Linked DNA regions of Homo sapiens: region 2 is linked to region 1. A link is an interaction called in ENCODE POLR2A ChIA-PET data of the cell type or tissue named here. Cell type or tissue: GM12878. All regions are shown on one strand. Links, peaks and the distances in the headings refer to the core of each region. The heading gives the core; the rest is flanking DNA.

What was found. Peaks named below come from ENCODE experiments on the same cell type or tissue, not always from the same donor. Only the 100,000 strongest peaks of a DNase experiment are listed, where the experiment ranks them.
Region 2: POLR2A ChIA-PET joins it to region 1 with 12 read pairs; 2 of 35 experiments call an interaction of 5 or more read pairs at or near these places.

What each region holds. Positions count from the first base shown.
Region 1 is chrX:23,771,519-23,776,839 of GRCh38, reverse strand. The region is part of intron 1 of SAT1-DT (SAT1 divergent transcript); the gene reads left to right. Among named protein-coding and RNA genes, the nearest start is that of SAT1-DT, 8.8 kb to the left of the region's middle. In GM12878, for the core only: no CTCF peak of the experiment used is centred there; a DNase peak (open chromatin) is centred at 3,048; H3K27ac peaks cover 840 bases.
Region 2 is chrX:24,468,567-24,473,946 of GRCh38, reverse strand. The region is part of intron 1 of PDK3 (pyruvate dehydrogenase kinase 3); the gene reads right to left. Among named protein-coding and RNA genes, the nearest start is that of PDK3, 6.0 kb to the right of the region's middle. In GM12878, for the core only: no CTCF peak of the experiment used is centred there; no DNase peak of the experiment used is centred there; H3K4me3 peaks cover 256 bases.

The DNA.
Region 1 (5,321 bases), core at 1-5,000:
TCACTATCTTGGCCAGGCTGGTCTTGAACTCCTAGGCTCAAGTAATCCTCCTACATAGGCCTCCCAAAGTGTTGAGATTACAGGCGTGAGCCACCACACCTGGCCACCTTTCAAAAAATAGTGGCAGTTAAAATAGATGTGAGGTGATATTGTGGTTTTAATTTGCATTTCTCTGATGATTAGTGATGCTGAATGTCTTTTATATGCTTGTTGTCCGTTTATACATTTTCTTTGGAGATCTGTCTATTTAAGTCTTTCATCCATTTTTTTTTTCTTTTTGGAGACAGGGTCTTGCTCTGTCTGGAGTGCAGTGGTGCGATCTTGGCTCACTGCAGCCTCTGCCTCCCAGGTACAAGCAATTCTTCTACCTCTGCCTCCCAATTAGCTAGGATTATAGGTGCATGCCACAATGCCTGGCTAACTTTTTGTATTTTTTAAAAAGAAGGGGGTTTAGCTATGTTGGCCAGGCTGGTCTCAAACTTCTGGCCTCAAGTGATCCACCTGCCTCGGCCTCCCAAAGTGCTGGGATTATAGGTGTGAGCCACTGTGCCCAGCCTCCTTCATCCATTTTTAAATTGTGTTATTTGTTGTTTTGGGTGCTTTTTTTTTTTTTTTTTTTTGGAGATGGAGTCTAGCTCTGTTGCCCAGGCTGGAGTGCAGTGGTGCGATCTTAGCTCACTGCAACCTCTGCCTCTCAGGCTCAAGCAATTCTCCTGCCGCAGCCTCCTGAGTAGCCAGGATTATAGGCGCATGCCACCATGCCTGGCTAGTTTTTGTATTTTAGTAGAGATGGGGTTTCACCTTGTTGGCCAGCCTGGTCTTGAACTCCTGACCTCAGGTGATCCACCTGCCTCGGCCTCCCAAAGTGCTGGGATTACAGGCGTGAGCCACCGCTTCTGGCATAGCCAAAACTTATTAAGGCCTGTTTCCTACCAAGCATTGTACTTGGGGAGTGCCAAAATAAATATGGCATAGTACCTGCCCTCTGGGGACTCACAGTTCAATATTACAAGCCCTTAAGGTACTGGTTCTGGTAAGAAAGGATCCAGCCTTCTGGAGAAAAAGGACAGGTACAATTAGAACTGAGGGCAGATACACGATTCGTAACCCATTCTGTGTGACCTACCTCCTCCGGGCAGCCCTTCCTCTCTCCCCTCCTGAGACTGTGTCTAAAAGGAAGACTACTGCCTATCACTCAGCTCAGAGATCAAGCCTTTAACTCCTTATAAATACTTGGGATATCTGAAAAGTGCAGTCAACCATCCTTAGGCCTCCTAAAGTGTCAGCTCTTGGTGGGCGCCATGGCTCACACCTGTAATCCCAGCATTTTGGGAGGTCGAGTTGGGTGGATTGCTTGAGCCCAGGAGTTTGAGACCAGCCTGGTCAACATGGCAAAACCCCACCTCTACAAAAAACACAAAAATTAGCTGGACATGGTGGTACATATCTGTAGTCCCAGCTACTTGGGAGGCTGAGGTAGGAGGATCACATGACCCCTAGAACTTAGCTTCTGAAATGCCACTCCTGCACATCTTGGGTTTGGGTTTACTCCTTTTTTTTTTTTTTTTTTTTTTTTTTGAGTCAGGGTCTCACTCTGTCTCCAAGGCTGGAGTGCAGAGGTGCAATCATAGCTCGCTGCAGCCTTGAACTCCTGGACTCAAACAATCTTCTCAACTCAGCCTCCCATGTAGCTGAGACTGTAAGTATGTGCCACCTGGCTGGGCGCAGTGGCTCACACCTGTAATCCCAGCACTTTAAGAGGCTGAGGCGGGCAGATCACAAGGTCAAGAGATGGAGACCATCCTGGCCAACATGGTGAAACCCCATCTCTACTAAAAACACAAAAATTAGCCAGGCGTGATGGTGCACACCTGTCGTCCCAGCTACTTGGGAGGCTGAGGCAGGAGAAGAGCTTGAACCTGGGAGGTGGAGGTTGTAGTGAGCCAAGACTATGCCACTACACTCCAGCCTGGAGACAGAGCGAGAGTTCGTCTCAAAAAAAAAGAAAAAGTATCTGCCACCATACCCAGCTAATATTTTACTTTTTGAAGAGATAGGGTCTCACTATGTTGCCCAAGCTGGTCTCAAATTCCTGGGCTCAAGCGTTCCTCCCACCTTGGCCTCCAAAAGTGCTGGGATTACAGGTGTGGGCCACCATGCCTGGTCCACGTCTTGCGTTTATATACCTAGATTGTCCTCAGGTTTATGATTCTACACCTGATCTTATTAGAATTCCGTTGAATTTGTCTTTAATTCTCCATTTTCTCTTTGAATTCTGACCCTATCCCACAAGGATTTTTTTTCCTCCCTAATCCCTCTCCTCTCAGCCTCTTTTCAGAATCATCTGCAAACCAGTTCCATAAATGGCTTTTATTTGGCCAAGAGGCTCATATAGTCTGAGCAACAGAAAGTAAAGATAATGAATATAGAATTTTTTCTGATGCACTCTATCTTCAATTCTTTGAAAATAATCAGGCCGGGTGCAGTGGCTCATGCCTGTAATCCCAGCACTTTGGGAGGCTAAGTTGGGCAGATCACTTAAGGCCAGGGGTTTGAGACCAGCCTGGCCAACATGGTGAAAACTCGTCTTCACCAAAAATACAAAAATTAGCCAGGCATGGTGGCGCATCCCTGTAATCTCACCTACTTGGGAGGCTGAGGCACAAGAATTGCTTGAAGCCAGGAGGTGGAGGTTGCAGTGAGCTGAGATCGTGCCACTGCACTCCAGCCTGGGTGATGGAACAATTGAGAATAAAAAAAAAAAAAAAAGAAAGAAAGAATCATTAAAGGGGGGAGGGGACTAAAACAAACAAAATAATAAGTAAAGCCAATATACTAATTCAATTCCATTTAATTCATTTATTGAGCATCTACTATATGTCAGGTATTATGCTGGGTCCTGACACTACAAAGATCAAACAGGGAGAGTTTCTGACTTCTGAGAATTTGCCACCTAGAGAGAAAAAAAAACAGAAATGTAATCAAATACATTGTGATAACTGCTTCAGTGAATAATGTGCCACATGATCTACAGGAAGCAGTAAACAATTAATTCTGCCAGGATGGAGTGCTAGCGAAGTCTTGGTGACGAGGCAGCATAGTGGCCTGGAAAGCTACAGAGAGGAAGTGACATTTGTGTAAAGAGAAATGAAACTAAATTAGAGAAAAAGAAACTAAGTTATCCAAATTGAATTTTCTAGTTTCATACTAAACCTTTTATAAGGGGCTAATAAAATTTCCAAAAAATTAAAGGAAAACATGTTTATTTGTCTTTCTGTCTCACTTTATCATATATCTAAATCCAAATTAAAATGTCATTTTAATTACAGGCACTCATGAAAGGTGGCCGGGTACCACTGTATCAATGGCCCAGTTGCCCATCTCCTGGCGAGAGATTTCCCTAAGTGACCTGGAAGTGTCACTATTACCACCGCCCCACATGAATCTTGTGCTGGAGGCGACTAGAGCTGTGTGTCCCTCAGCAGAAGCAGGTGGCATAAGCAAGAGTTCCATTTTGGTTTCATTTTCAGAGGACCCCAATTGCGCAGTCTGCAAGAAATAATGTGCCTCTCAGGATGGTTCCAAGCTGAGCCCAAATCACTGAGGGAGATTCACTGCTTGCTAACATGAACTTTATTCCTGGATAAACAAGTCCCAAACCGTCTTGTCCATATGCCACCACGGTCAGGTCAAAACACACATTATCAGCTGGGTGCGGTGGCTCACGCTTGTAATCCCAGCACTTCGGGAGGCCGAGGTGGGCGGATCACTTGAGGTCAGGAGTTGGAGATCAGCCTGGCCAACATGGTGAAACCCCGTCTCTACTAAAAATACAAAAATTAGCCGGGCGTGGTGGTACGTGTCTGTAGTCCCAGGTACTCAGAAGGCTGAAGACATGAGAATCGCTTGAACCCAGGGGGCGGAGGTTGCTGAGCTGAGATCATGCCACTGCACTCGAGCCTGGACAACAGAGTGAGATCCTATGCCAAAAACAAACAATAAAAACCAACAACAAAAAAGTGCTTTAACAAGTGCGACTCTGTGAGAGACACTCTGCTAGATGCTGGGGCCATAAGAGTGAAAATAATAGTCTCTGCCCCAGAGGGGCTCAGGTCTGGCTCCTTGATACATTTCACAGATGAGGAAACTGAGGCACTGAACTTTCTGGTTTCTTTCTCTGGGCTGGTTATGCTGTACTCCCTTCACTGAGTATTTTCCTCCCTTCATGAATTTTCAAGAGTTTCACTCTTGTTGCCCAGGCTGGAGTGCAATGGCGTGATCTCGGCTCACTGCAACCTCCAACTCCCAGGTTCAAGCGATTCTCCTGCCTCAGCCTCCCGAGTAGCTGGGATTACAGGTGCCCGCCACAATGCCTGGCTAACTTTTTGTATTTTTTGTACAGACAGGGTTTCACCATGTTGGCAGGTTTGTCTCCAACTCCCGACCTCAGGTGATCCACCTACCTTGGCCTCCCAAAGTGCTGGGATTACAGGCGTGAGCCACCGCGCCCAGCTGCACAAAAGTTTTTAAGTTTGATGTAGACCCACTTGTCTATTTTTTGCTTTTGTTTCCTGCCAAGAGAGAATCTTACATCATGTGACATAATCATGGGAGTAACATCCTATCACTTATACCATATCGGTCAGAATCAAGTCACAGGTCCTGTCACCACTCGAGGGGAAGGTATCACACAAAGGCATGAACACCAGGAGGCAGGATCATGAAGGCCACCATGGAGTCTGTCAGCCACACATTTATTTATTTATTTATTTATTTATTTATTTATTTATTTATTTTTTCCTGGCTCCCAGAACTGATGCCAAACATTTAAAGGGCAGTAAAAGCCTACTTTTAATTCAACCTTTAACCAATACTTCTTTTCTTTTTGAGACAGGGCTCTCGCTCTGTCGCCCAGGCTGGAGTTCAGTGACGCGGATCTCAGCTCACTGCAACCTCTGCCTCCCGGGTTCAAGCAAGTCTCCTGCCTCAGCCTCCTGAGTACCTGGGCTGAGACTACAGGCATGCGCTACCACACCTGGATAATTTTTGTATTTTTTGGTAGAGACAGGATTTCTTTTTTTTTTTTTTTTTTGAGATGGAGTTTCGCTCTTGTTGCCCAGGCTGGAGTGCAGTGGCGTGATCTTGGCTCACTGCAACCTCCACCTCCCAGGTTCCAGCGATTCTCCTGCCTCAGCTGCCTGAGTAGCTGGGATTACAGGCACCTGCCACCACGCCCGGCTAATTTTTTGTATTTTTAGTAGAGGTGGGGTTTCACCATGTTGGCCAGGCTGGTCGCACACTCCTGACCTCAGGTGATATAC
Region 2 (5,380 bases), core at 207-5,206, 700 kb before region 1:
GTTCTCCTTTTCTTATATAATTAAGAGAATTTTTAATTTATCACAACTGCTTAAGGGAAAGAGAACTCAAATTTGTGCAAATATAACAAGGAGCCACCATAACATTAACTGCCAGTCAAAAACAATACATTGATCCAAAAATCCAGAGAGGTTTATAGAAAAAAATATGGAACAAGACATGTGAAAGTTATATTTCAGGAAATAAATTCAGGCCAGGCACGGTGACTCATGCCTGTAATCCCAGCACTTTGGGAGGCAGAGGCGGGTAGATCACCTAAGGTCAGGAGTTCGAGACCAGCCTGGGCAATAGGGCAAAACCCCGTCTCTACTAAAAATACAAAAATAAGCCAGGCGTGGTGGCAGACACCTGTAATCCCAGCTACTCGGGAGGCTGAGGCAGGAGAATCACCTGAACCCGGGAGGCAGAGGTTGCAGTGAGCCAAGACCAAGCCGTTGCACTCTGGCCTAGGTGACAGAGTGAGACTCTGTCTCAAATAAGTAAATAAATAAATAAATAAATTCAACAAATGTGTGGTTGGTTTTTTTGTTTTTGTTTGTTTGTTTGTTTTGTTTTTTGAGACGGAGTCTCACTCTAGCCAGGCTGGAGTGCAGTGGCGCAATCTTGGCCCACTGCAACCTCCACCTCCCAGGTTCAAGTAATTCTCCTGCCTCAGCCTCCCGAGTACCTGGGACTATAGGCGCCCACCACCATGCCTGGCTAATTTTTGTATTTTTAGTAGAGACGGGGTTTCACCACGTTGGCCAGGATGGTCTCAATCTCTTGACCTCGTGATCCACCCACCTCGGCCTCCCAAAGTGCTGGGATTACAGGCGTGAGCCACTGCACCCAGCCAATAAATGTTTATTCTGAACATTAAAATGTGATGTTTTCATTGCTCCCAATAAGGAATTAACATATATTATCTGAAGCCACACTGTCCAATATAAATATGTGAGCCAGGCCAGGGGCTGTGGCTCATGCCTGTAATCCTAGCACTTTGGGAGGCTGAGGTGGGCAGATCACCTGAGGTCGAGAGTTCAAGACCAGCCTGACCAACATGGAGAAACCCCATCTCTACTAAAAATACAAAATTAGCTGGGCATGTAGGCGCATGCCTGTAATCCCAGCTACTTGGGAGGCTGAGGCAGGAGAATCACTTGAACCTGGGAGGCGGAGGTTGCGGTGAGCCCAGATCGCACCATTGCACTCCAGCCTGGGCAACATGAGCAAAAACTCCGTCTCACAAAAAAAAAAAAAAAAAAAAAAAAAAGAAAGAAAGAAATATGTAAGCCATATATATAATTTAAAATTTCCTAGTAGCCACATTAACATAAAAAAGAAATAAAGTTTTTGATAATATTCCATTTAACCCAACATATCTAAAATATTACCATTTCAACATGCAATCAATATAAGATGTACTGATATTTTACTATTTTTATATTAAGTCTTTGAAATCCAGTGTGTATTTTATACTGAAAGCACATCTCAATTCAGAGGCTAAATTTCTATCAGAAATAATTGACCTATAAAGAGATTTCCTAAAATTTACAGGTGATAAAGTGGATTCCATATCCAAGTTATTCTACACAGATGTAAAAATTAACTGCATCAAGTATCCATTTTAAATTTAAATTAAGTCAATTCAGTTTTTCGGCCACACTAGCCACATTTCAAGTGCTCAAAGGTCTCCTGGCTGACAAGTGGTGACCCATATGGGACAAAGGTCTATAGAAATAAAGTAATAACTATAAAGATAACCACTAGAACCAAAAATTCAAGCCTAGTTATTTATTAAAATAAATATGGCAAAACAAAGCAAATATATAACATAGGAAAACTGAGGTATTAAAAACAGAAAGCAACAGAAAATTACAAATGCTTATCATTACAGATGACAGATCTATCATACCAGTAAGTATAAATAGGTTAAACTTACCACATGAAAAAGACTGATTCACAAAGCAAAACCCAACTTTACACTACATTTAGAGACATATTTAGAGCGAAGTAATTCAGAAAAACTGAAAATAAAAGGATGGCAATGCTATCCCAGGAAATGTAAACAAGAAAATAGGGAACTAGATCTCAATGTCAAATAAGGACGAATCCAGGCCAAAAAGCCTTCAACTAGTAAAAGGGCAGCACTCTAATGCTAATGGGTATATCTCACAATGAGGATGTGAGTTAATAAGCATCAAACATAACACTGATAGTCATAAAGCAAAAACAATAGGAGCTATACGGAGAAAGAGAATCATTATTAGGAGACTTTAACTTCTCTTGTGTTTGATCCATGACAAATCAGGTGGATAAAAAAAGTAAAGTTACACAAAACCTAAATAACATAATATTGCAGAGCTGACATATCACACTCTGCAACCTGAGAAGAGAGTATAACCTTCTTTTCGCTGCCCAAGGAACATTCACAGAAAACAACCATATAATGAGCTTCAAAGTTAACATCAATAAATTAGAGAATAATTCAGACAACATTCTGTAATCACAGTGCAACAAAACTAGACATAAATAAAATTAAAATGCAGAATGCACCTTCACTGGAAATTTTTAACTCCTCCAAACAACTCTTCATTCATAGGAAAATAAAAACCTGAAGACACAGAAGAGCTAAGAGAAAAAAGACCAAATACACACATCAGCTGCTAAAGCAGTGCTCAGAGGAATAACTAACCTTAAACATTGAAATAAACAAGACAAAGAAGAAAGCATTTAATTTTTTTTATTATACTTTAAGTTCTGGGGTACATGTGCAGAACGTGCAGGTTTGTTACATAGGTATACACGTGCCATGGTGGTTTGCTGCACCCATCAACTTGTCATCTACATTAGGTATTTCTCCTAATGCTATCTCTCCCCTAGCCCCCCCACCTCCCGACAGGCCCTGGTGTGTGATGTTCCCCTTGCCGTGTCCATGTGTTCTCATTGTTCAACTCCCACTTATGAGTGAGAACAGAAAGCACCTAATTTTTAAAAGAACAAAATAAACCTGAGACCAGAAGGAATTATTAAAGTCAAATCAGACAATAAACTAGATAACAAAAGTCATAAAACTAATAAATCCAACCCAATAAATCATCAACTAACCTACTCAAGAAGAAGGGGGGGGACAAATGTCACAGGGAAAATTAAGACTGTTCAGTGACAACTATCTCAGCTATCCAAACTGACTTAAAAACCTCAATGAGTAGGATAATTTTCTTTTTTTCTTTTCTTCTTTTTTTTTTTTTTTTTTTTTTTGAGATGCCGTTTCACTCTTGTCACCCAGGCTGGAGTACAAGGGCATGATCTTGGCTCACTGCAACCTCCGCCTCCTGGGTTCAAGCAATTCTCCTACCTCAGCCTCCCCAGTAGCTGGGATTACAGGCACCCACCACTATGCCCAGCTAATGTTTGTATTTTTAGTAGAGACGAGGTTTCACCATGTTGGCCAGGCTGGTCTCAAACTCCCAACCCCATGTGATCCACCTGCCTTGGCCTCCCAAAGTGCTGGGATTACAGGCATGAGCCACCGCGCCTAGCCAAGTAGGATAATTTTCAAGAAAAATATATCAAAATGGACTCTAGAAGAGACAGAAAATCTACAGAGATCAATAACACAGAATAGAGAAAGCTATCAGAGAGCAAAACTCCCCAAAACATACAGGCTTAAACACTTTCATATGAAGTTCTACCAAATCTTTAAGAACCAGATAATTCAAAAGATAAATTAGTCTTAGCATAGGAAAAGAAAAAAATTTATCTTTTTGAAAACAAAAATTTATCTTTTTGAAACAAGCATGACTTTGATCAGAAAATCTAACAGACCACACATACAACATCTACAGACAAATAGCAAATGGATATCAATAAAACAAACCCAGGAGTTCATCATTCTATTCTCTCTACTTCTGTAAATGTTTAAGGTCTAGAGATCTAATGCACAACATGAAGAATATATAATAGATAATAAAATTGTACTGTATATGGGATTCATGCTAAATGAGTAGATTTTAGCTGACCTTGCCACAAAAATAAAAAAGGGTAACTATGTGAGATGATAGATATGTTAATTTCACTGTAGTAACCTTTTAACTATATGTATCCCATAACATCATGTTGTATACCTTAATTATACACAATAAAATTTATATATGTATTTACCTATACATGTACATCCCCCAGGCTGGAGTGCAGTGGCAGAAACACAGCTCACTGCAGCTTCAATCTGGGCTCAAGCCATCCTCCTGTCTCAGCCTCCTGAGTAGCTAAGACCCCAGGTGTGCGATACCACCACTCCTGGCTAATCTTATTTATTTATTATTATTATTTTTTTTAGAGACAGGATCTCACTATGTTGCCCAGGGCTGGCCTCAAACTCCTGGTCTCAAGCCATCCTCTGTCTTGGCCTCTCAAAGCACTGGAATTACAGGCACCCACCTAAGTTTTTTTTTTTAATTTCCACAATAAAAAACTAAAATAAAGACATCTTTACTCAAGGAGAAAAAAATTCTATCTAGATATATCATTTTTTTTTTACCTATCAAAAGTTTGACAACAATGTGGTGAAGGCATAGGAAAACAGGTACTCTCAGAAACTTCTAGCGAGGGGGAAAACAAACAACCTTTATGGAAAGCAATTTGACAATGTTCGCCAAAATTACAAATGCACATACCTGCTGATGTAGCAATCTCACGTTTAGGAATCTGTCCTACAGATACACGCGGACATGCATGAAATGACAATGCATATAATAATTCACTGGAGGGCAGGTTGCCACAGCAAAGTCTAGAAACAACCTATTAATTGTAGCCATCAATAGGGAAAGTTGCTAATAAATTCTGGTACATTCATATAACCAAATTCTCAGAAGCCATAAAAAAGAAAAACAAAGTTCTGCAGGTACAGATATACAAAAATCTGTCTCTAAGGTATTAAGCTCAAAAAACAAGGAACAGACAAAGCTATAAACTGCCATTTATGCGAAAAAAGGGGAGGCCAGTGGGCACAAGTGGGAAGCAGGCTTTTCTGTGTCCTTTTGAACCCTCTGAATTTGGAACCATGTGACTGTAATCTTAGGCCCAAAAGAAAAATCTCATTTTAAAAAATGCCACCCTTTGGAATGTACTATTGCCATAATAAATTAAAAATCCATTTAGAACACTTGTTATTCTTGCTATATTTGCTAACTGTGTGGCAGGCTATATTTCAAGTCAAGATGGAGTTCAAGAAACTTTCATTATTTTAAAAAGCATAGAGAAAAATACTGCACATAGATGAAAGGGGGCCAGCAGATCAGACAGAAGATCATCTGATTAATGGTGCTTAACCCTGGATATGCTTTAGAATGACAGGGGGATCTCCTAAAAATACCAGTGCTC